3 separate regions of the Homo sapiens genome follow, and all the other regions are linked to region 2. The links are chromatin loops, found by intact Hi-C in ENCODE. Cell type or tissue: HCT116. All regions are shown on one strand.

Region 1 (8,000 bases), 450 kb after region 2:
CCAAATTGCTGGGATTACAGGCATGAGCCACCACGCCCAGCCTAAGAGTGTCCCTTTGATCTGCAAACATCAGAAATAAATTTGTCACCTCTTTTGCGCGTGCACACACACACACACACACACACGCCCCCCAGACCTTTTTTAAAAAGAATTTAGGGGGTTTTATTATATTTAACTTAATATTTGCTGACCACAATATACTGAGGCTGAAATTAATTACAGGAGGGCTATGTGACAGACTACCCAACTATCTCTGGGAAATCATGTAATTAATGCCCCTACTGCCATCTTTTACATTACTGAAACCTTTGAGCACACAAATAGCCCCAGTGCCAATCACTGCAACTGGCCATGAAACTGGGGAGCCACTCTGACCTGCAGTAAGAACATAAGTGAAACTGATAAGGTTTTCATCCTCAGACCAGTTCCCCTCCCTGTGCCTCTGGATGGTCAACCTGTAATTGTGAATTTCTTAATTTCTTCAATTCGGTGGGACAATTACTTATGGAATGCCTACTGTGTACTTAATGAGGCTTGCCTTTAAGGGGCTTACAATCTAATGAGGAATTAAGGAAGAAATAGGACAATTAGAGACACAGCATAGCATGAAGCACGATGTCTGAAGTACCACATATGGGGGACAAACCAAGTGTCACTAGAGCTCTGAAGTCCTCTTTTTTTTTTTTTTTTTTTTTTTTTAAGACAGAGTCTCACTCTGTCACCCAGGCTAGAGTGAAGTGACTCAATTTTGGCTCACTGCAACCTCCGCCTCCTGGGTTCAAGTGATTCTCCTGCCTCAGCCTCCTGAGTAGCTGGGATTACAGGCATGCATCACCATGCCTGGCTAATTTTTGTATTTTTAGTAGACATGGAGTTTCACCATGTTGGTCAGGCTGGTCTTGAACTCCTGACCTCGTGATCTGCCCGCCTCAGCCTCCCAAAGTGCTGGGATTACAGGGGTGAGCCAACCCGCCCGGCTGAAGTCCTTTTTTTTTTTTTTTTTTTTTTTTTTGAGACGGAACCTCACTCTGTTGCCCAAGCTGGAGTGCAGTGGCGCGATCTTGGCTCACTGCAACCTCCATCTTCCAGGTTCAAGTGATTCTCCTGCCTCAGCCTCCCGAGTAGCTGGGACTACAGGCACCTGCCACCACACCCGGCTAATTTTTGTATATTTAGTAGAGACGGGGTTTCACCATGTTAGCCAGATGGTCTCGATCTCCTGACCTTGTGATCTGCCCGCCTCGGCCTCCTAAAGTGCTGGGATTACAGGCCTGAGCCACCATGCCCGGCCAGTCCTCTCTTAATGAGAGCAGATTTTAAACTTTTGGAAGAACTACTGCTTTATAAGACTCTCTCTTTAGCCTTCCTTTGAAACTATTGAGTACTTTTAAGTTAGCTAGAAGAAAATAGGACCCATTTTCAAGGAGGTTTTAAGTTAGGTAGCTACTTGTATCCATTCTTCACCATCACACCTTCACAATTTCATCTGACACCAATTTTCATCACTCAAGTATAGTTCTGTTCTGAAGCCTTTTTTCCATTACAGAACCAAAGGGGCTGACCTTCCAGAGGTAGAATATTTTTGCAATACAAAGGTGTTTGTGGTCAACTCTGAGGCCAACTCTGCAACCACTCCTGGGCAAGTTCTCTCAGAACTGGGGGGTAGCCTTGACTGATGTACCTGTAAGAAGAATAAATGTTGTGTGATCTCCTGAACCAGCTCCTCTTCAGCATTCTCAGGATAAAATTTGGCCAAGAAGTGAAAGGTGACTGGTTCTTCCTTTGAAACATCATGATCCAGTACCTGCAGAATTGCAGAGCAAAAGACAAACACACTATATTGGCACTTCCTCCTGTGCTACCCTCAAAGAAGCCTTTGCAAGGCGTGCATTAAATTTTTTTCCCACTAAATTTATCACATTTCCTGAAAGTTGTGATTTTACAGTTTGAAGTATTCACAAAGTCACCTATAGCAAGAGGTAATATTCACTTCCTATGGTGTTTCTGAAACAAATTAATCAATAGCCCCAAGAAGTGAGCAGAGCTAGGATTAAGGCATAAATGTTCTCAGGGCCACAGAATAGTTAAAAACTAGAAATGTATCACTCAGCAGTCTTGGACACTGTCCTTTATGGTAGGTGGAAGGTTTTTTAATTATCTGAAGTAGTGGAATCTTCCTTTATTTCTTTTTTCTTGGTGCCTACTGCCAATATTTAGGTCCGTGATAGAATACGGCTTAGAGCGCTGGGCGTGGTGGCTCACACCTATAATCCCAGCACGCTGGGAGGCCACAGCGGGTGGATCACCTGAGGTCAGGAGTTCAAGACCAGCCTGGCCAACATGGTGAAACCCCATCTCTACTAAAAATACAAAAAATTAGCCAGGTGTGGTGGTGGACACCTGTAATTCCAGCTACTCGGGAGGCTGAGGCAGGAGAATCTCTTGAACCCAGGAGGTAGAGGTTGCAGTGAGCCGAGACTGCGTCATTGTACTGCAGCCTGGGCAACAAGAGCAAAACTCTGTCTTAAAAAAAAAAAAAAAAAATACAGCTTAGAGATGATGAACTAGATCATTATGAAGTCATCTAAACATTAACTGAGCAACAGAATAAAATGTGTCCATCATGGCAACCCTTTGTTTCAAGGAACCTCCAGAGATGCCCCACAAAATACTTGAAGCACAGTCTGTAAACCACTGCCTTTAAATCTTCTAACAATTCCATTCACCCCTGTAAAGCTTGAACCATCTGCTCTCCAGAGTGAATTTCAAGACATAAACACGCCATGTGACAGGCTACAAGGCTCCATTAACATGTGTCATGATGTATTTCCCTTGAGCAGCAAGTTCCACGGCTCCTGATGCCCCCAGTCTAATATCCATTTGGCCTACACTCAGCTATCATTAAAATTCACTTTGCTAAGAATCATGAAAAACATACAAAAAGTTTTGCTGTCTTTGACACATAACTCTCCATGCTCCTGCCCAAATTCTAGATGGCAATGCCAAGGAGATTCAAAATCTGGTCTACGACACCCTCACTGACAGTGGCCCCCAGTGGCACTTAGATGCTCATGATCATTGGGAATTACCATTGAACTTACAACCAGCAGGGATTCCCATGTGATTATTTAGATTACTGTGTACATATGTGAACACAATTCGAACACTTAAGCTTTGAGTCAAACTGGTAAAAAAAAAAAAAATAGGAAGCTTTCATTATTTATTATGCTCAGGTAGGCAACTGGAGGGGGCATCATTTGGGGTAAGAATTAGACATTGACTTACTTTGAAGTTCAGGTGTCTTTTAGGAGTTACTGACAAAAGCATATGGTCCTGCTCCCCGCCTGCCTTTCATGGCTAGGTAGGCAGGTCAGTAAGCAAGTGTATCCTTGTGTGAACATATGAACCCATGCAGAGGGCAGTTCCTTTAGGCAATATTCATTTCCAAGCCACATTAAAATTGCCAGGAGCCCAGCTTTCTTGGCCATGTGTCAGAAGCCCCAGAGAATCCTGAGGACAAAATGGACATTCTTTCACCCTGGGGACCAGGCACTCTCTATTCCTTAGATCATATTAATGATTACTTCATGTCAGACTATGGTGTTCCTCAAAAAGACTTTAAAAAATTCCCTAAAGAACACAAGCCCCAATACTCTCTAAAAGACACAAATTGGTTATTTTTAAGTATATGAAGATAACAGTAATTTTTATTCATGAAGTTTTTATTCATAAACTGAAAGGCATAAAGCCAGAAGCAATCAGGCTGGTAACAATGGGTAAAGAAGCCAGGGCCAGCAGCAGTCTAATCCTGGTAACTTCTGCTTGCCCAGGAGAGCCTGTGAGGAGAAGGAAACTGGTAGCATCTCTACGTCCTGCTTTCTGCATGACTTAATTCAGGAATGTGCCCCCTTCTCTACTATACAGCTACAGCGCCCCAGTGATGAGCTAGGCGCCTGCTCAGGGAAAAACTGGAAAGCTCACGTCAGCCCCACCAGTTTCATCGAGTTCTAGCCCAACCTTCTTGTCCATTTTGAGCCAGGCCACTGTGTCCTTGATTGTGTACTGCAGTCCAAAGAACCAGGTTTCTCGGAGCCCCAGAGTCCGGCACACCAAATCAAAGAGGTCCTTCCCTTTCCACTTCATCTGCAATAACAAACCAATGGGGAAGGACACTGTGAGCAAAAATCATTAATAAAACCTTTTCTCTGCACTCTCCACTCTCAGGTTCCAAAACGTGGGGATGACACTAAGACAGCTGATGAGGACTGAATTCCTAAATAATTTTAAAGCTTCCTTTACAAACCCATGAGTGGGAAAATACCAATTAGAGCTTAATGGCTTAATCACTGCAAAGCATACACAATACATCCCTTGGACAGTTCCTTACGGATTTTAACATCTCCAAAGCTGCTAATTTAGGAAAGCTGGTAAATAAGCATCCTCATTTAGGAGAGTCTAGCCTCTTAAGTTAACTCGGGGAGATGGCTAGCTTCTAGGGACATTCATTCCCTTGAAATTTTGTTGTTGATTTTTTTTTTAAATCATTACTTTGCCCTTTGATAAAAGGCTAGTATTCCTTTAAATAAGACTGGTTTTACTACAAGTTTTTTTTTAATATAAAGAAATCATAATCAAAGTCATAAATCATGGAGAAAAAGAACCATGAGAGACCAGACAGTCCAATCACAGGTCTGTCCTGTCAAGGATGCCTAACTGAGGCCAAAGGGGAAGCTACTCACCCAGTCACCCAGAGCAAATTCAAACTCCTGGTATCTAAACCCAGGTGACGAATAGATATCAATATACTGTAGTGTGTTTATCCTATAGCCTCACTTTCAAAAGAACCTGAAGCAATGGCAATCTCTTTTCTCAGCTATTCCATCTGCTATGTGGAAAAGCAAGTTCAATGTCTTAAGGGAAGAGAATGGCTGGCAACTTAGTAAATGTTGCCACCTAGTGGCTTTCAAGTTAAACCACCAGGATGTTCCCATACAACCCCTTAGTTGCTGCTTGCCCCCTCCTTGCCCCAACCACCCCTAAATATCAGATGGACATTCAAATACAAACTCGAGTGCATTAGGATCATATGAGATGCATCATAGAAATGGTGGTCATGAAAGAGTAATCTTTCGACAGACATGGGAAAAATGAGACCACTCAATTGCAGAAGCATCCGTCCCTTCCTGCCCTCATTAGAAATCTCCACTCAAAGTCTTGGCACACTGAAGATGTATATAATGAAAAGGAATGAAAAAAATTCTTAGGCAGCCGGGCGTGGTGGTTCACACCTGTAATCCCAGCACTTTGGGAGGCTGAGGCAGGCGAATCATGAGGTCAGGAGATCGAGACCATCCTGGCCAACATGGTGAAACCCTGTCTCTAGTAAAATACTAAAAAATTAGCCAGGTGTGGTAGCGCATGCCTGTAGTCCCAGCTACTCGGGAGGCTGAGGCAGGGGAATCACTCGAAACCGGGAGGCGGAGGTTGCAGTGAGCCGAGATCATGCCACTGCACTCCAGCCTGGCGACAAAGCAAGACTCCATCTCAAACAAACAAACAAAAAATCTTAGGGTTTAGAGACTTGCTATAAAACCAAGAAGGGAAAAATAAGTTAGACCTCTGATACCTGATTGGTTTTTGCTAAAACCTGATTCTACAGGGGAGTTTTCAAGTAGGCTTTTCATTTTTAACACATATGAATGAACAGTGGGTTCTCTACAAGGTACTCAACAGGAAAGCCCATCCCTTCTCTGTGTTTGCAGTCAAAGTCAAGCAAAGCAGCAACCTAGATGGAAGAATATCAGGACCACAGCAGACAAGTAGCTGAGATGCATACTGGCTTTTATCTTTTAGCAGGGCCGTTTCTCCTATCTGTCCTTCAACTTCTGCCCTGTCTCCTCTCTGACTATAGTGGGGCCACTGGAACACTATAAAGATTGAGGTCTTTAGGGATTATTTTGAGAAGAATAAAAGAAAATGATGAGTTTTATTTTTAACAGATGATCTCCTTCCTCGTTTTTAAGGCTGAGTAATGGGCACATCCATTTCCCAGTCTGACAATAGGACAAAAAGCTTTTTAATTCACCAAAAGTTTTAATTCCTACAGGCAGACTTCACTGAAGAAATGTTATTTTGGAAAACTAGAAGTTTCAGGATGCTGATTATCCTCTTGTCTCTATTTTAAGGCAGCTCTAGTATATAAATTATAAATGACTACCTTGCTACAAGATAATGTAACATTAAAGAACAGGCATTAACTTGGAAAAGGTAAACACCCAAGGGTTGAGAAGATCAAGGTAACGATTCCCAATCTGCCATAACTCATGGTCATGGCTGGGCTGGGCTTTGGCAAGAAGGGGCTGTCTGTAAGTGGGGTGTGCAGTGCAGAGAAACAAAAGCTGCCAAGGGAATGATGAGTGAATTTCCTGACATGGGAGTTTAAATTCTCCAGCATAAAATTGTATTAATGCAGTTTTCCTGTATTCCCTTCTACTTTGTTTTTAAAATGCAAAACTGTCTTTGTTGAATGCAAAAAGACAATGTATTTGTCCCCTTGGCACTTGCAATACAGTGAGAAGTGCATCAACTCTGACACCAATTCAGAATGCCCTACTTAGATTTTTAACTTTGACACAAAGGATCGTAGACTGTCAAGAGTTGGAAATGAGCATGAGTAATTACCTAATGTAGACTCATACCCTTTTTGTGCAAATAAGGAAACTGAGTCACAGGATTCTTTGCCAGCTGCCAAAGCATACACTGGCCTTTTTCACGGTGATCTAACATAGGCAAACCGCAGACCCTAGAGTGCCTCTTTTCCTGTTCTGTGGGGTCCCTTTGTTCTTGCTGTCCAGCACTCCCCAGACACCTTTTCCAGTAAGTAACCAGTGTTTGAAACAAAATCCATTCTCAGAAGAGTCAGATATTGCTCGTTTACAGCTCAATGTGAATTAAGCCTCTGTTACCTCCCACTTATTCTTTCAACAAGGATTATAGAGCACACCCTACATGCCAACCAATGTTAGACACTGATGCTACAAAATGGTGGAAGCAGTGTTCTGCAGGAGAAACAGGCAAGACCTAGGTCAGAGAAGGCTTTAAAGAGCAAGTGAGAGTTAGATGCAGGAGAGAAGGAAATAAGTCTTTTTTTAAAAGTCATGCTTTCTACAGGAAACTGCAAGTCATCTTGTAAAGCTTAAACAGACAGGAGGTGGCATGGCGGGAATGGGGCTCCATTTGGGACCAGGTGGCTCAACTTCAGCCAAAAGCTGCAAAGTCTTTGAAGACCCTTGAGCAGACGAGTCATAGGCTCCAATCTGCAATCTGGATGGGCTCTGACAACAGGGTGGAGTATGAGTTGAACAAAAGAAGCCCTGGATCAAGAAGGCCAGAAAGTAGGCCAACCCCTGACATAAGGAAGGCAGTAGAAGGGAGAGAAGGCAGCCTGAGAAACGGAAAAGAGGCAGAGTCACAGAACAGGTGCCTGAACAGGACCAGAGGAGACAGAATTAAGAGGGACACCTGTGTGTCTGGCTTGAGTACCAGGTGGTTCCACTAAAGGAGAGATGGAATCAAGGAGAAGCAGCAAATCTGGCAGGGATAGACCAGCAATTAAGTTTTAGACAAGATGAGTGAAGGTGCCTGAGGAAACCAAGTAAAGACGTTCAAACATATTTGATTTAAAGCCCTAATTCCACTTATAAAATAAAATTTTGTCTTTAAGCAATTAAGAAGTCTTTCTGTTTGGTTAAATCTAACCTCAACATGTTGCTACCTACATCAGGTTCCACTTTCCAACAAGCCCTTCCCCAAATGCATGAGGTTTGCTCAGTCTTCCTAATTTGGGTTTCTACTTCTTTAAAAACAAGCGCCATTGGTCACAGTTGCTCTGGGTGGTTCTCAGGACACCCTGGGAAAAGAGGTCTTGGGGTGTGGACGGGACTTCCAGGTGTCAGCCAACTTGCCAGAATATGACCAAGCTCATCTTCAGTGTCATCACT
Region 2 (8,000 bases):
ACAGAACACAAAAAGATGGAAAGGCATCCCGTATTCATTGATTAGAAGAATTAATATTGCTAAAATGATCATATTAATTACCCAAAACAATCTACAGATTCAAATGCAATCCCTGTCAAAATACCAATTACACTCTTCATAGAAACGGAAAAAAACTCCTAAAATTCCTATGGAACCACAAAAGACTCTGAACAGCTAAAGTAATTCTGAGCAAAAAGAACAAAGTTGGAGGCATCACATTACCTGGCTTTAAAATATACTACAAAGCTATAGTAACCAAAACAGCATGGCACTGGTATAAAAAGAGATACATAGACCAATGGAACAGAATAGAGAACCCAGAAATAAATCTGCCTATTTACAACCAGCTTATTTTTGACAAAGTCACCAAGAACATACATTGGGGAAAAGATACCCTTGTCAAAAAATGGTTCTGGAGAAACTGCATATCCACAGCAGAAGAATGAGAGACCCCTGTCTCTCACCATATACAAAAATAAACTCAAAATATGTTAAAGACTTAAATGTAAGGCTCAAAATTATAAAACACAGGAAAAATGCTTCAGGACATTGGTCTGGGTAAAGATTTTATGGGTAAGACTTCAAATGCACAGGTAACAAAACCAAAAATACACAAATGATATTATATCAAACTAAAAAGTTTCTACACAGCTAAGTAAATAACCAACAGAGTGAAGAGACAGCCTATAGAATGGGAGAAAACATTTGAAAACTATTCATCCAAGAAAGAATTAATATCCAGAATATACAAGAAGTGCAAGCAACTCAAAAGCCAAAAAAAAAAAAAAAAAGCAAAGGATCTGAATAGACATTTCTCAAAAGAAGGCATACAAATGGCTAATAAGTATATGAAAAAATGCTCAACATGATTAATCATCAGGGAAATGCAAATTGAAACCACAATGAGATATCATCTCCCCACAGTTAGAATGGCTATTATTAAAAGGACAAAAAATGGCCAGGCGAGGTGGCTCACACCTGTAATCCCAGCACTTTGGGAGGCCAAGGTGGGTGGATCACCTGAGGTCAAGAGTTTGAGACCAGTCTGGTGAAATCCTGTCTTTACTAAAAATACAAAAAAAAAAAAAAAAAATTAGCCAGGTGTGGTGGCATGCACCTGTAGTCCCAGCTTCTTGAGAGGCTGAGGCAGGAGAATCACTTGAACCGGGGAGGTGGAGGTTGCAGTTAGCCAAGATCTTGTCACTGCACTCCAGCCTGGGCAACAGAGCAAGACTCCATCTCAAAAAATGAAATGAAATAAAATAAAATAAAATAACAAAAAATAACGAATGCTGGCAAGGATGCAAAGAAAAGAAAATTCTTATACACTGTTGGTAAGAATGTAAATTAGTACAAGCATTATGGAAAACAGTATGGAAGGTCCTCAAAAATCTTAAAATAGAAACCATATAATCCAGCAATCCTACTATTGGGTATTTATCCAAAAGAAAAGAAATCAGTATATGGAAGAGATATCTATACCTCCATGTTTATTGCAGCACTATTCACAATAGCCAAGATATGGAATCAACCTAAGTGTCCATCAACAGATGAATGCATGAATAAAATATAGGCCGGGGTGGCAGCTCATGTCTGTAATCCCAGCACTTTGGGAGGTTGAGGCAGGCAGGTTGCTTGAGCCCAGGAGTTCAAGACCAGCCTAGGCAACATGGTGAAACCCTATCTGTACAAAAAATACGAAAATTAGCTGGGTGTGGTGGCACGCACCTATAGTCCCAGCTACTTGGGAAGCTAAGGTGGACTACTTGAGCCCAGGAGTTCAAGGCTGCAGTGCAGTGAGCCATGATTGCACCACTGCACTCCAGCCTGGGCAACAGAGCAAGACTCTGTCAAAAAAAAAAAAAAAAAAGAAAGAAAGAGAGAAAGAAAGAGAGAGAGAGAGAAAGAGAAAAAGAAAGAAAGGAAGGAAAGGATATATATACACAATGGAATATTATTCAGCCATTTAAAAAAGCATGAAATCTGTCATTCACAGCAACAGAGATTAACCTAGATGATATAATTTTAAGTGAAGTAAGTCAAGTACAGAAAGATAAATACCATGTGTTCTCACTCATCTGGGAGCTAAAACAGATGAGCTCTCAGAAGTAGTTATTAAAAGCTAGGAAGGGCAGCAGGGAGGAGGTTGGATAGGGAGAAGTTAGTTAATGGATATAAAATTACAGCTAGATAGGAGAATAAATTATATTGTTCTATAGCACTGTAGAGTGACCACAGTTAACAATGATTTATTGTATATTTTAAAATAGTTCAACACAAAGAATGATAAATGTTTGAATTGATGAATATGCTTTGACTTGACCATTACATATTGTATACATGTATCAAAATATCACTCTGTACCCCATAAATATGTACAATTACTGTGTGTCAATTAAAAATTTTATAAATGATTATTCAAAAATGGAAAATAGTAAGTTGGTAAGGATGTGGAGAAATTAAAACCCTTATGCATTGCTGGTGGGAATGAAAATGGTGCAGCCATTGTGGAAAATAGCAATGGCATTCCTCAAAAAGTTAAACAGAATTACCATATTATCTAGCATTTCCATCTCTAGGTATATATTCAAAAGAATTGAAACCAGGGACTCAAACAGATACTTGTACACCAATGCTCATAGCCACATAATTCATATTAGCCAAAAGATGGAAACAGTTCGAATGTCTATTAAAAGATGAATGGATAAACAAAATGTGGTATTTACAATGGAATATTACTCAATTGTTTTATTTGTTTGTTTTGTTTTGTTTTTGAGACGGGGTCTCCTTCTGTCACCCACAGTAGAGTGCAATGGCGTGATCTCGGCTCACTGCAACCTCCCGCTCCCAGGCTTAAATGATTCTCCCACCTCAGCCTCTCGAGTAGCTGGGACTACAAGCATTTGCCACCACACCTCGCTAATTTTTGTATTTTTTGTGGAGATGGGGTTTTGTCATGTTGCCCAGGCTGGTCTTGAATTCCTAGGTTCAGGCAATCCACCCGCCTCATCCTCCCAGTGTGCTGGGATTATAGGCATGAGCCACCACACCCGACCCCTATTCAATCTTAAAAAGGAATGAAGTTCTGATACATGCAACAATGTGAATAAATCTTGAAAACATTATGCTAAGTGAAAAGCCAGACATAAAAGGACAAATATTATATGATCCCACTTATATGAGGTACCTACAGTAGGCAAATTCACAGAGACAGAAAGTAGAATAGAGGTTACCAGGTGCTGGTGGGGTAGAAGGAATAAAGAGTTTAATAGGTATAGAGTTTCTGTTCACGATGATGAGAAGGTTTTAGAAATGGATAGTGATAATGGTTGCACAACATTGCAAATGTGCTTAGTGTCACTGAGTTGTACACTTAGAAAAGCTGAGGTGTTGAGTTTCATATTACAGTTTACCACAATAAAAAAGTTAATATTTAAAATACATCTAGTTTTCACCCTTATTGTTTTGTTGATATAAAAAAGAAGCAGCCGGGCATGGTGGCTCATGCCTGTAATCCCAGGACTTTGGGAGGCCAAGGCGGGTGGATCACGAGGTCAGGAGATCAAGACCATCCTGGCCAACATGGTGAAATCCCATCTCTACTAAAAATACAAAAATTAGACAGGCATAGTGGCAGGCGCCTATAGTCCCAGCTACTCAGGAGGCTGAGGCAGGAGAACGGCGTGAACCCGGGAGGTGGAGCTTGCAGTGAGCCAAGATTGCGCCACTGCACTCCAGCCTGGCCGACAGAGCCAGACTCCATCTCAAAAAAAAAAAAAAAGAAGCAGCAGCAAATTTTCCCTTTTCTTTACAAAGTCTTAATTTAATTTCAACTGGGGCTTCTTTTCAAGGTTTTATGAAGTTCTGACCAAAATACTTGTAAAATAACTTCTTTAAAGATATTCCATTCTGGATCACCAAGGATAGCCTGTGACCGGTTTTTGTGTATCCATTAATGCAAGATTCTTGAAGATTTTTCCCAAGAGGGCAGAATTATTTGCGAACACTGCCACAAGGTGGTGATAGAGATTATAAATAGGTGGTAATATTAAATTTCTTTCAAATTATTTCTTCAGAGGGGCACTAGGGGACACTCTTTTACAATATTTTATATATGAGACTGAAAACCACCAATAGTTCTTTAACCCTTAAAGATTCCAAGCTATCTTTACTTGATTTGAGACTATAACCTTCATATCTAATACATCAGTTGTCCCCCTTAAATTTCAAAAAATAAAATGGGAAACAAAGTAGCTCTAAGAGTTTAAGATCTAGTCCCAGCCCATTAAACCATAATACACTACCCACTACTGGGGTAGTTATTAGTCTTAGACACAATAAATAAGAGAAATCATGATTTTCTAGAATAGTTTTCTATATTAGTATAGAATACTAATATTAATAAAACTAATAAAACTTAATAAAACTTACTTTTTAATTTTTAAATTAATTTTTAAATTAACTTTTTTAATTAATAAAATTAATAAAACTAATAAAACTTACTTATTAAAACTTACTTAATAAAACTAAATAGTTTTCTAAATTAGTAGGGTTTTAAAAATTTCTCTATGATCATAGACATTCTGATGTCATTTCTAGGGAATCAAGCTCTGAAAATAGCATCAGCCAATTAGAACACAAGGCATTACTACATCCATATTTTTGCAATGTATGGATGGCCTAGATTAAATTAATATTACCATTGAAAACTCTGAGGCATTCAGGACACTTGCTATTGAGAAAGGATTCAAGCAGGTTAATATTAGCATTTGGTAAATTCCTTAGGAATTGACATTTATAAAAGTAAAATTAAATTTTATACATATATGTATATATGTGTATATATATGTATGTATATATGTGTGTATATATGTATATATGTGTGTATATGTATATATGTGTGTATATATGTATATATGTGTATATATGTATATATGTATACATAGGTATATATGTATATATGTATACATAGGTATACGTGTATACATATGTGTATATGTACACATGTGTACGTGTGTGTATATGTACACGTGTGTACGTGTGTGTATATGTACACGTGTGTACGTGTGTGTATATGTATACGTGTGTACGTGTGTATACACATATACAGATCTGTATATGTATATATGTATGTGTGTGTATATATATATGTATATATATAGAGAGAGAGAGAGAAATAACCAGCAGTATAATCTAGTAGAAAGAGCCTTTAGAGTTAAGGAACCTAAGTTCAAATTCTGACTCAGTTACCTAGCAGCTGGCATGGCCAGGCACAGTAGGAGATAACTGGATCATCTGGGCAGTTTCTCATGAATGGTTTAGCACTATACCCTCAGTGCAGTTCTTGCAATAGTAAGTGAGTGAGTTATTGCAAGATCTGGTTGTTTAAAGGTGTGTAGAACCTTTTTTTTTTTCCTCTCTCTCTCTCTCCTGCTTTGGCCATGTAAGATGTGCCTGCTTCTCCTTTGTCTTCTGCCATAATTGTAAGTTTCCTGAGGCCTCCTCAAAAGTCAGGCAGATGCTACCATGCTTTCTGTACAGCCTGTGGAACTGTGAGCCAATTAAACCTCTTTTCTTTATAAATTACCCAGTCTCAGAAATTTCTTTATAGCAATGCAAGAACAGACTAAAACAGAGCTCTTCTTTTTTACTTCTACCACACACTCCCTGGATGAACAAATACACTCCCATTGTTTCAAGTATAACTTCTATCTTATTGATTCTTATGTGTATATCCCCAACCCAGGTCTCTCTCAGAAGTTGCTGACTTGTTCTTCTAACTGATCATAAGACTGTTCCACCTTGATGTTCTCAACACATTTGAATGTGAATTATTTTCCCCAAAAACTTACTTCTGTTCCCTCGCTCAGTGAATGACATCATCACATACCTAGTTGCTCAAGCACAAAATCTGTGACTCAACCTTAATCCCTTCCTCGTTCCCATGTTCCATCACCTTAATATTTCTCAAATGTAGGCCAGGCGCAGTGGCTCACGCCTGTAATCCCAGGACTTTGGGAGGCTGAGGTGGGCGGATCACCTGAGGTCAGGAGTTCAAGACCAGCCTGACCAACATGGAGAAACCCCATCTCTACTGAAAATACAAAATTAGCTGGGCGTGGTGGCACATGCTTGACCAACATGGAGAAACCCCATCTCTACTAAAAATACAAAATTAGCTGGGCGTAGTGGCACATGCCTGTAATCCCAGCTACTTGGGAGGCTGAGGCAGGAGAATCGCTTGAACCCAGTAGATGGAGGTTGCAGTGAGCCAAGATCACGCCATTGCATTCCAGCCTGGGCAACAAGAGTGAAACCCTGTCCCCCTGCACATACATATATATATATATATCTCAAATGTGTCCAACTCCTCACTTTAGCCAGGTTGTTGTCATCTCTACTTTAAATCAACCAGTCTCATCTTTTGCCTGTACTGCTGCAACCACCAATTTCCTGTCACTGGTATTCTCCTTCTCCAGTCTGTTCTGTATATTGCAGCCAGAGTTTTTAAATTACAAACTCGACTATGCATTTTCCCAGATTGAAATACTTCAATGGCTCCCCACTACTCTCAGGATAAAATCTAAAACTCTTACCATGGCTTCAAGATTTGACTCATGCCTCCCTAGCCTCAGCTCTATTTTCCCTTATACTTTTATTTACCAGCTATTCTTACCTTCTTTACCCCAAAGGACTATATTCCTTCTAGCTCTCAGGATTTTGCAATATTCCTTCTGCCTGAAACATCCTCCTCCATTCCCAATTCCTACTCATCTCATAGATATGGTGTATTAGTCCATTCTTGCATTGCTATAAAGAACTACCTAAGACTGGGTAATTTATAAAGAAAGGGGTTTAAATGACTTACAGTTATGCAGGCTACACAGGAAGCATAGCTGGGGAGACCTCAGGAAACTTACAACCATGGCAGAAGGGGAAGGAGAAGGAGGCATGTTTTACACGGCCAGAGAAGGAGGAAGAGAGGGAAAGGGGAGGTGCTACACACTTTTAAACAACCAGATCTCATGAGAACTCATAATTACAAGAACAGCAAGTGGGAAATCTACCCCCATGATCCAGTCAACCCCCACCAGGGCCCTCCTCCAACACTGGGGATTACAATTTGACATGAGATTTGGGTGGAGACATAAATCCAAACCATATCATATGGCTTAGTAAAATTTCCTTAAGGGATGACTTCCTAATTCCCACTACCACTATTACGAAGTCTGGGTTATGTGCCCTTTGCAATATATACTGTACCATAGTTGTCTTTAAGTATCCCCTGACCTACTGTGAGCTAACATGAGAGCAAAATTGTGTCTAGCTGTTGTGTCAGTCTAGCTCATTCTTTATATTTTAAAGTTTTATTTATTTATTTATTGAAAAGGACTCTCACTGTGTCACCCAGGTGAAGTGCAGTGGTATAATATCAGCTTACTGCAACCTCTGTTTCCAGGGTTCAAGCCATTCTCCTGCCTCAGCGTCCTGAGTAGCTGGGATTACAGGTGTGTGCCACCACATCCAGCTAATTTTTGTATTTTTAGTAGAGATGGGGTTTAGCCATGTTGGCCAGGCTGGTCTAGAACCCCTGACCTCAAGTGATCTGCCCACTTTGGCCTCCCAAAGTGCTGGGATTACAGGCATGAGCCACTGCACCCAGCCTTTAAAGTTTTTTTAATAGGTATAATTCAGTGGGTTTTAGTATATTCACAAAATTCTGCAACCATCTGTTTAATATAGTATAAACCATCAATTTAGTGTATTCACAAAATAATGCAAACACTATCAATTCCAGAACATTTTCATCACCCCTAAAAGAAATCCCATGCCTATTAGCAGTCACTCCTATTCTCTCCTTTCCCCAGCCGCTGGAAACCACTAACCTACCTTTCATCTTTATGAAATTGCCTATTCTGAACATTACATATAAATGAAACCATACAATATGTGATCTTTTGTGTCTTGTTTAGCTCATT
Region 3 (8,000 bases), 320 kb after region 2:
CACACACCTGTAATCCCAGCTACTTGGGAGGCTGAGGCACAAGAATCATTTGAACCCGGGAGGCAGAAGTTGCAGTGAGCCGAGACGGTGCCACTGCACTCCAGCCTAGGAGACTGAGTGAGACCCTGTCTCAAAAAAAAAAAAAAAAAAAAAAAAAGATAAAAGAAACAAAGCGCATGTAACGTTACTCTTCAAACCAGAGTCACTCTCCATAAATTATCAGTTTGATTTTCTTCATAGCCCTAACCTGAGCTGAAATTCTTTTTTTTTTTACTTTTTGTAGAGACAGGGTCTCATGTTGCCCAGGCTAGTCTCAAACTCCTAGGCTCAAGCGATCCTCCCGCCTTGGCCTCCCAAAGTGTTGGGATTACAGGCATGAGCCACTGCGCCCAGCTTAAGAGATATTTTTGAGCACAAGAGAGAAGCTAGGGAAATGACATTAACTCCAGTACTCTTAGGAGAGTGGTCCTGCTTGCTCAGAGTTATGTGGGATCAGAGACTTTCTGGAACTCACTTTCCAAGGTACCCAAGTATTTAACTTTTCCTAACACCTGTGCTGGGGAGCAAGTGGGAAGCCCTTGAGGCTTTCTGACTTTAAAGACTGTCCCAGCTTTTGCCTCCAGGAAATGCCTCAGGCTAAGCTTGGGAGGGAGGAGAACTGTTTTCTAGTTATAAACAGCTTCTTGGTGCCAATTGGAGGAGGGTGTTAATCCTACCTCTTCCCACCTGCATGGCAGTCCCATCCAGGGAGCTCTGGGGCGGGGGGGTGGGGAGGCAGCTCTCATTTGGCAGTGCCACCGAGGGACAAGTCCTCATTGGCATCTGAGGAGGGAGTCCTGGGCCACAAAGCAGAGGGGTTCCAGGCCTGGAGCCAGAGCTGGTGGCTCACGTTTCTTAGCTCTCTGTATTCACTCTCTATCTGGGAAACCCCCTTTTAATTTATGTACCCCACCTTATAAAAATAATACACGGTTGATGCAGAAAAGTTAGAAATCTAGAAAATACAATGGCAAAGAAAAATAACGGTGGGATACAGTGACTCATGCTTGTAATCCTAGCACTTTGGGAGGCCAAGGTAGAAGCATCACTTGAGGCCAGGAGTTCAAGACCAGCCTTGGCAACATAGCAAGACCCCCATCTCTTAAAAACAAACAAAAAATAGGCTGGATGGGCACGGTGGCTTATGCCTGTAATCCCAGCACTTTGGGAGGCCAAGGTGGGCAGATCACCTGAGATCAGGAGTTCGAGAACAGCCTGGCCAACATGGTGAAACCCGATCTCTACTACAAAATAAAAAAATTAGTCAGGCATGGTGGTGGGTGCCTGTAATCCCAGCTACTCGGGAGGCTGAGGCAGAACTGCTGGAACCCGGGAAGTGGAGGTTGCAGTGAGCCGAGATCACGCCACCGCACTCTAGCCTGGGTAACAGAGCAAGACTGGGCACAATGACTCACTCTTGTAATCTCAGCACTTTGGGAGGCTGAGGCAGGAGGATCACTTGAAGCCAGGAGTTCAAAACCAGCCTGGTCAACATAGTGAGACTCCATCTCTATAAAAGAAAAATTTTTAAATTAGCTGGGTGTGGTGGCAGGCAACTATAGTCCCAGCTACTGGAGAGGCTGAGGCAAGGAGATCCTTTGAGCCCAGGAGTTGGAGGCTGCAATGAGCCATGATTGTGCCATTATACTTTGGCCTGGGTAATAGAGTAAGACCCTGCCTCAAAAAAAAAAAAGACTTCTTAATAAAACTAACTTTAATTCTTTATGCATTTTTGTTTGTTTGTTTGTTTGTTTTCAGATGGTGTCTCGCTCTGTCACCCAGGCTGGAGTGCAGTGGCACGATCTCGGCTCACTGCAACCTCTGCCTCCCAGATTTAAGCGATTCTCCTGTCTCAGCCTCCTGAGTAGCTGGGACTACAGGCAGACACCACCACGCCCAGCTAATTTTTGTATTTTTAGTAGAGACAGGGTTTCACCATGTTGGCCAGGCTGGTCTCGAACTCCTGACCTCAAGTGATCCACCCGCCTCAGCCTCCCAAAGTGCTGGGATTACAGGCGTGAGCCACTGTGCCTGGCCCCTGCTTTATTGTTTACCAGAATGTTGCCCTCAAATAATTGGGAACAATTTAATATAAGTTGCAATCTTCAACCCCCAGAGTCATTCTCTATGTGATGCTGAAATCATTCATAAACATCTGAGACCAGGGATAGTGCCTCACGCCTATTTTCCTAGTGTTTTGGGAGGCCAAGGAGGGAGGATCACTGGAGGCCGGGAGTTTAAGAGCCTTCTGGGTAATGGCAAGACCACGTCTCTGCAAAAAATTAGCTGGGCACAATGGCACACACCTGTACTCCCAGCAACTCAGGAGGCCGAGGCAGGAGGAGCCCAGGAGTTCAAAGCTGCAGTGAGCTATTATGGCGTCTCAAAAACAAAAGTCTTAGAATAGCCTCCGCTTTGGTTCAGGGCTCCTTTTTTTTTTTTTTTTTTTTTCTCAAAAAAAAAAAAAAAAGCACACACACAGAAAAAACAAAAAAACTTCTGAATAAAACTAACTTTAATTTTTTATGCGTTTTTTGTTTGTTTGTTTTTGAGATGGGGTCTCGCTCTGTTGCCCAGGCTGGAGTGCAGTGGCACAATCTCAGCTCACTGCAACCTCTGACTCCCAGGTTAAAGCGATTCTCCTGCCTCAGCCTCCCGAGTAGCTGGGATTACAGGCATGAGCCATCACACCCGGCTAATTTTTGTATTTTTAGTAGAGACAGGGTTTTGCCATGTTGCCCAGGCTGGTCTCGAACTCCTGACCTCAAGTGATTCACCTGCCTTGGCCTCTCAAAGTGTTGGGATTACAGGCGTGAGCCACCACGTCTGACCGCGCCTGGCCTGGTTTAGGTCTTGATTTGACCCCCAGAGCTATACTATCTTCAGCAGGTCATGATTTTTCTAGGCTTCAACTTCGTCTTCACAAAGATACACCTCAGGTAGGAAAAACTGGACAATTTCTAGGGTCTCTCCTACCTCTCCATGGGTTTCCTGACCTGAATCTTCCTCCATCAGAGAAGATTCTGGATAATCCAGCTCTGGCTGAATCACATCAGGCTGTAGGTGAAAGATGGCAGACGGGTGAGTCATTTACCTTACTAGGCCAGGCAGCCACCCCAGCTACAAAACAACTGCTCTATGCCTGCTCAGGGCTTCCCAGTGTTCTCCTCTGGCACTCCCAGCCAGGAGGCACGGTTTCCAGCCAGGCTGCAAGGTCTCTAACAGCCATCAGCTCTAACCAGGAGCCAGGCATCAGCCTCCTAGCTAGGCTCTCTGCTTTTATTCCCACCCACTTCCAATCTAATTGCCCCACAGTTCCCAGAGTGAGGTTTTTATATGACAGAGCTTGTTGCTCCCTTGCTTAAGACATTTTCAGTAGTAGCTACTCATTCTAATTTTGGTAAAATCCAGATTCTTTTTTTTTTTTTTTTTTTTTTTTGAGATGGAGTCTCACTCTATCGCCCAGGCTAGAGTGCAGTGGTGAGACCTCAGCTCACTACAACCTCTGCCTCCCAGGTTCAAACGATTCTCCTGCCTCACCCTCCCAAGTAGCTGGGGTTATAGGTGCACGCCACCACGCCCCCGCTAATTTTTGTATTTTTAGTAGAGACAGGGGTTTCACCATGTTGGCCAGGCTGGTCTTGAACTCCTGACCTCAAGTGATCCACCCACCTCGGCCTCCCAAAGTGCTGGGATTGCAGGCATGAACCACTGTGCCCGGCCCAGATTCTTCACTATGACTTACCAGGTCCTGAATGATCTGGTCTCGTGTATTCTCCACCTTCAACCTCATCTACCTGGCCTGTGAGCTCCTGCAACACAGCAAGTGCTTTCCCCATATGGGCCCTAAAACCTGCTACTTCCCCTGCTTTGCCTCTAACGCCCAACGTAAGTGGCTCATCTTTATCACCTATCGGTCTCAGCTCTTCTGAGGCTTCCCTAGACCAGCTGTCACCCTGGTTAATCCCTCCCTCTCCTTGCACTGCTTCCCAGAGCCTTTGGCTCAGTCTGTAATAATACAGGATGGCTTTTAGTGTCTTCCCCATAGGAGTTTAAGCCCCACATGCTATATTACCATCATATGTCCTGCTAGCACAGTGCCTCACAGTGGCCAGCCAAACACTTGCTGAATGAATGACCAGACGTTTCTCCAACTCCTCCTCTTCACATTCCTACTGCTCCAGCCTTCCAGCAGAATCGTCTGGTTTTCTGAGTCCTTAGCCTCCATGTCTCTCTGCCAACAGTTTCTTCCATGTGCCAGCATCTGTGACTGTGCTAACTGCATTACAGCTCGTCTATTTTTTTTTTTTTTTTTGAGATGGAGTCTTGCTCTGTTGCCCAGGCTGGAGTGCAGTGATGCGATCTCTGCTCATTGCAACCTCCGCCTCCCGGGTTCACGCCGTTCTCCTGCCTCAGCCTCCCGAGTAGCTGGGACTACAGGCGCCCGCCACCACGCCCGGCTAATGTTTTTGTATTTTTAGTAGAAATGGGGTTTCACCGTGTTAGCCAGGATGGTCTCAATCTCCTGACCTCGTGATCCACCCACCTCGGCCTCACAAAGTGCTGGGATTACAGGCGTGAGCCACCACGCCCGGCCTACAGCTCCTCTATTTTTAAAAATTTAATTTAAAAACATTTTTGGCTGGGCATGGTGGCTCACGCCTGTAATCCCAACACTTTGGGAAGCCAAGGCAGGAGGATGTCTTGAGTCCAGGAGTTCGAGACCAGCCTGGGCAACATGGCAAAACCCTACCTCTACAAAAAATACAAAAAAACTAGTGGGGAGTGGTGGCGCACACCTGTAGTCCCAGCTACCTGGGAGGCTGAGGTGGGAGGATTGTTTGCACCCAGGTCGAGGCTGCATTGAGCTGAGATCAGGCCATAGCATTCCATTCTGGATGACAGAGCAAGACAGTCTTGCTGTCTCCCAGGCTGGAGTGTAGTGGCGCAATCTCGGCTCACTGTAACCTCCACTTCCCGAGTTCAAGCAATTCTCCTGCCTCAGCCTCCCGAGTAGCTGGGATTACAAGCATATGCCACCACACTCGGCTAATTTTTGTATTTTTAGTAGAGATGGGGTTTCACCATGTTGGCCAGGCTGGTCTTGAGCTCCTGACCTTAAGTGATCCGCCTGCCTTGGCCTCCCAAAGTGCTGGGATTACAGGTGTGAGACACTATGCCCAGCCAAAAATTTTTAGAGACAGGGTCTCACTCTCCCCCAGGCAGGAGTGCAGTGGCACAATCATAACTCACTGTAACCTTAACTTCTTGGCTCAAGTAATCCTCCCACCTCAGCCTCCCAAGTAGCTGGGATTATAGGCTGGTGCCACCATGCTCAGGTAATTTTAAATTTTTTTGTAGAGGCAGGGTATCTCACTATGTTGCTTAGACTGGTCTTAAACTGTTGGCCTCAAGCAATCCTCCCACCTCAGCCTCCTAAAGTGCTGGGATTACAGGCCTGCAACTCCTTTAATACTCCCAAAAATCCCACACAGTATGTTCTACTACCCCATTTTACAGATAAGGAAACCGGAGTTCAGCAAGTTCAAGTGCCTTGCCCTTGTGTATTAGTCCATTTTCACGCTGCTGATAAAGACATACCCGAGACTGGGTAATTTATAAAAAGAGGTTTAATGCATTCGCATTTCCACATGGCTGAGGAGGCCTCACAATCATGGTGGAAGGCGAAAGGCCCGTCTTACATGGCAGCAGGCAAGAGAATCAGAGCCAAGCAAAAGGGGAAACCCCTTATAAAATCATCAGATCTCGTGAGACTTATTCACTATCACGAGAACAGTGTGGGGGAACCGCTCCCATGATTCAATTATCTCCCACCGAGTCCCTCCCACAACACATGGGCACTATGGGAGCTACAATTCAAAACGAGATTTGGGTGGGGACACAGCCAAACCATATCACCTTGGTTCCCATAGCTAGAATCAGTGGAGTAAGGATTCAAACCCACCAACTAAGCACTTTTATGAACTGAACTCATCAGAGTGGAACTGTGGCAGGAGGCTGTGACCCAGAGAGGTATGACTGCTTACCAAAAGATACTCAGTAATAGGCAGAATACACCAAGCTTGTCCAACCCGTGGCCTGCAGGCTGCACGCAGCCCAGGATGGCTTTGAATGAGGCCCAAACACAAATTCTTCAACTTTATTAAAACATTATGAGATTTTTGCACAAACCATTGTTTTTTGTTTTAGCTCATCAGCTATGGTTACTGTATTTTATGTGTGGCCCAAGACAATTCTTCCAACATGGCCCAGGGAAGCCAAAGGATTGGATACCCCTGAACTATACCCTAGGGTGGGGAGTGGCTAAGACCCCTAGGCCAGGGTCTTTCCCCCAGCTGAGGCCATAGTGCTTCCCCATGGCCAAGACAGTGAGGTATTTAAGAATGGAATTACTGGCTTAGAAGCCAAAGTTGACTGTAATATCTCCAACTCTGGCTCCTGTTTTGAAAACCAGAATTCTTTGGAAGTTAATGGAAAACTCAAAATAGCAGATTCTGCCTTTGGGGTGTTTGCAGAGGGCTTTGAAGTGGTCTCAAATTACTGACAAGTGAAGATCAGGTAGAGTTAACAAAGCAACCAATGTAGAAGCAGGTCTCAAGGGCAATTCACATTTATTTCCTGAGCATGCTGACTAAACATACTTCAAACACAGCAGAAGGTAAAGAGTCTGTTTTGTAAGTAAAGCCGTTTCTTGCCAACAGCGAATGGTGGTCCATGAAGAGTACCTTGAGCATCATCTTCAAGCTGAGGCTCCAGCTCTGGGCAAACAGCTGCTGGGTGGACCTGGTCCTTCTGGCCTGGATGGGGGCCTCCAAGGAACTACTTGTTCTCATACTTGTGCTTGATGTGTTTCCACAGCTTCTGCATTTTAAAGACAAGAGCCACAAACTTTGACCTTTGCCTCTCACATTTTACAACTACTCCCACTGCCCTGGTCTCTAAAATGAGCTTGGGGGAAACACATGCCATGTCCTGATTAAAAAGATACACTTGTGGTGGGCAAACTCGAAGCAATCCTATGCTTGATGCACATTTTTTTTTTGAGACGGAGACTCGCTCTATCGCCCAGGCTGGAGTGTAGTGGCGCAATCTCGGCTCACTGCAACCTCAGCCTCTTGGGTTCGAGCGATTCTCCTGCCTCAGCTTCAAGAGCAGCTGGGAATACAGGTATGCGCTACCCGGCTAATTTTTGTATTTTTAGTAGAGATGGGGTTTCGCCATGTTGGCCAAGCTGGTCTCAAACTCCTGACCTCAAGTGATCTGCCTGCCTTGGCCTCCCAAAGCGCTGGGATGACAGGTGTGAGCCACCGCGCCGAGCCTTCATGCATAATTCTTGGCATTTATAAAATACTATGATGCTTTCAATCACCAGGTGAAGTAAGTGGAAAGGGGTGATCTTAATTTCACAGGAAATTCAGTTTGAGATTGAGGGAAGTGCCCCAAAACACACAATTATTAAGGAAAACAGCCTGGAAGATGTCTCAGTTCTTCAACTCCCAGGTATTACTGAAGAGATTATAAGTGCGTAGTCCCAAAATATTTCACCATGAGCCATTTAAGACATTTCCTGGGACCTAAATTGGCTGAAATTCTCATTCCCAGAAGCACAAGAGGTTGAGCACAGTGGCTCACGCCTGTAATCCCAGTACTTTAGAAGGCTAAGGCAGGAGGACTGCCTGAGCTCAGGAATTCAAGACCAGCCTGGGCAACATGGTGAAACCCCATCTCTACAAAAAATACAAAAATTAGCTGGGCGTGGTGGCGCATGCCTGTGGTCCCAGCTACTCAGGAGGCTGAGGTGGGAAGATCACTTGAACCCAGGAGGTCAAGGCTGCAGTGAGCTGTGATCATGCCACTGCACTCCAACCTGGGCGACAGAGTGAGATCCTGTCTCAAAAAAACAAAACAAAACAAAAAAAAGCACAAGGAAAATGGGTGAG

What was found. A loop is a pair of places that touch in the nucleus more often than their neighbours do. Peaks named below come from ENCODE experiments on the same cell type or tissue, not always from the same donor. Only the 100,000 strongest peaks of a DNase experiment are listed, where the experiment ranks them.
Region 1: a loop joins it to region 2, with 9 times the contacts of the local background. A loop is called at or near these places in 80 of 110 quality-filtered maps.
Region 3: it touches region 2 in a loop (8-fold over the local background); 7 of 110 quality-filtered maps call a loop at or near these places.

What each region holds. Positions count from the first base shown.
Region 1 is chr22:29,632,894-29,640,893 of GRCh38, reverse strand. It overlaps NF2 (NF2, moesin-ezrin-radixin like (MERLIN) tumor suppressor), which reads right to left. Exons shown (of 16, transcript NM_000268.4): 2 at 4,018-4,143; 3 at 1,682-1,804. Among named protein-coding and RNA genes, the nearest start is that of NF2, 33 kb to the right of the region's middle. In HCT116, a CTCF peak has its summit at 4,953 (motif pointing left); a DNase peak (open chromatin) is centred at 4,933.
Region 2 is chr22:30,085,158-30,093,157 of GRCh38, reverse strand. All of the region lies in intron 1 of HORMAD2 (HORMA domain containing 2), which reads right to left. Among named protein-coding and RNA genes, the nearest start is that of HORMAD2, 8.7 kb to the right of the region's middle. In HCT116, a CTCF peak has its summit at 4,072 (motif pointing right); DNase peaks (open chromatin) are centred at 4,007 and 5,906; H3K4me3 peaks cover 405 bases; H3K27ac peaks cover 387 bases.
Region 3 is chr22:29,768,599-29,776,598 of GRCh38, reverse strand. It overlaps UQCR10 (ubiquinol-cytochrome c reductase, complex III subunit X), which reads right to left. Exons shown (of 2, transcript NM_013387.4): 2 at 6,186-6,921. The coding sequence ends at 6,880. Among named protein-coding and RNA genes, the nearest start is that of UQCR10, 5.2 kb to the right of the region's middle. In HCT116, a CTCF peak has its summit at 4,145; DNase peaks (open chromatin) are centred at 3,128 and 4,178; H3K4me3 peaks cover 69 bases; H3K27ac peaks cover 1,511 bases.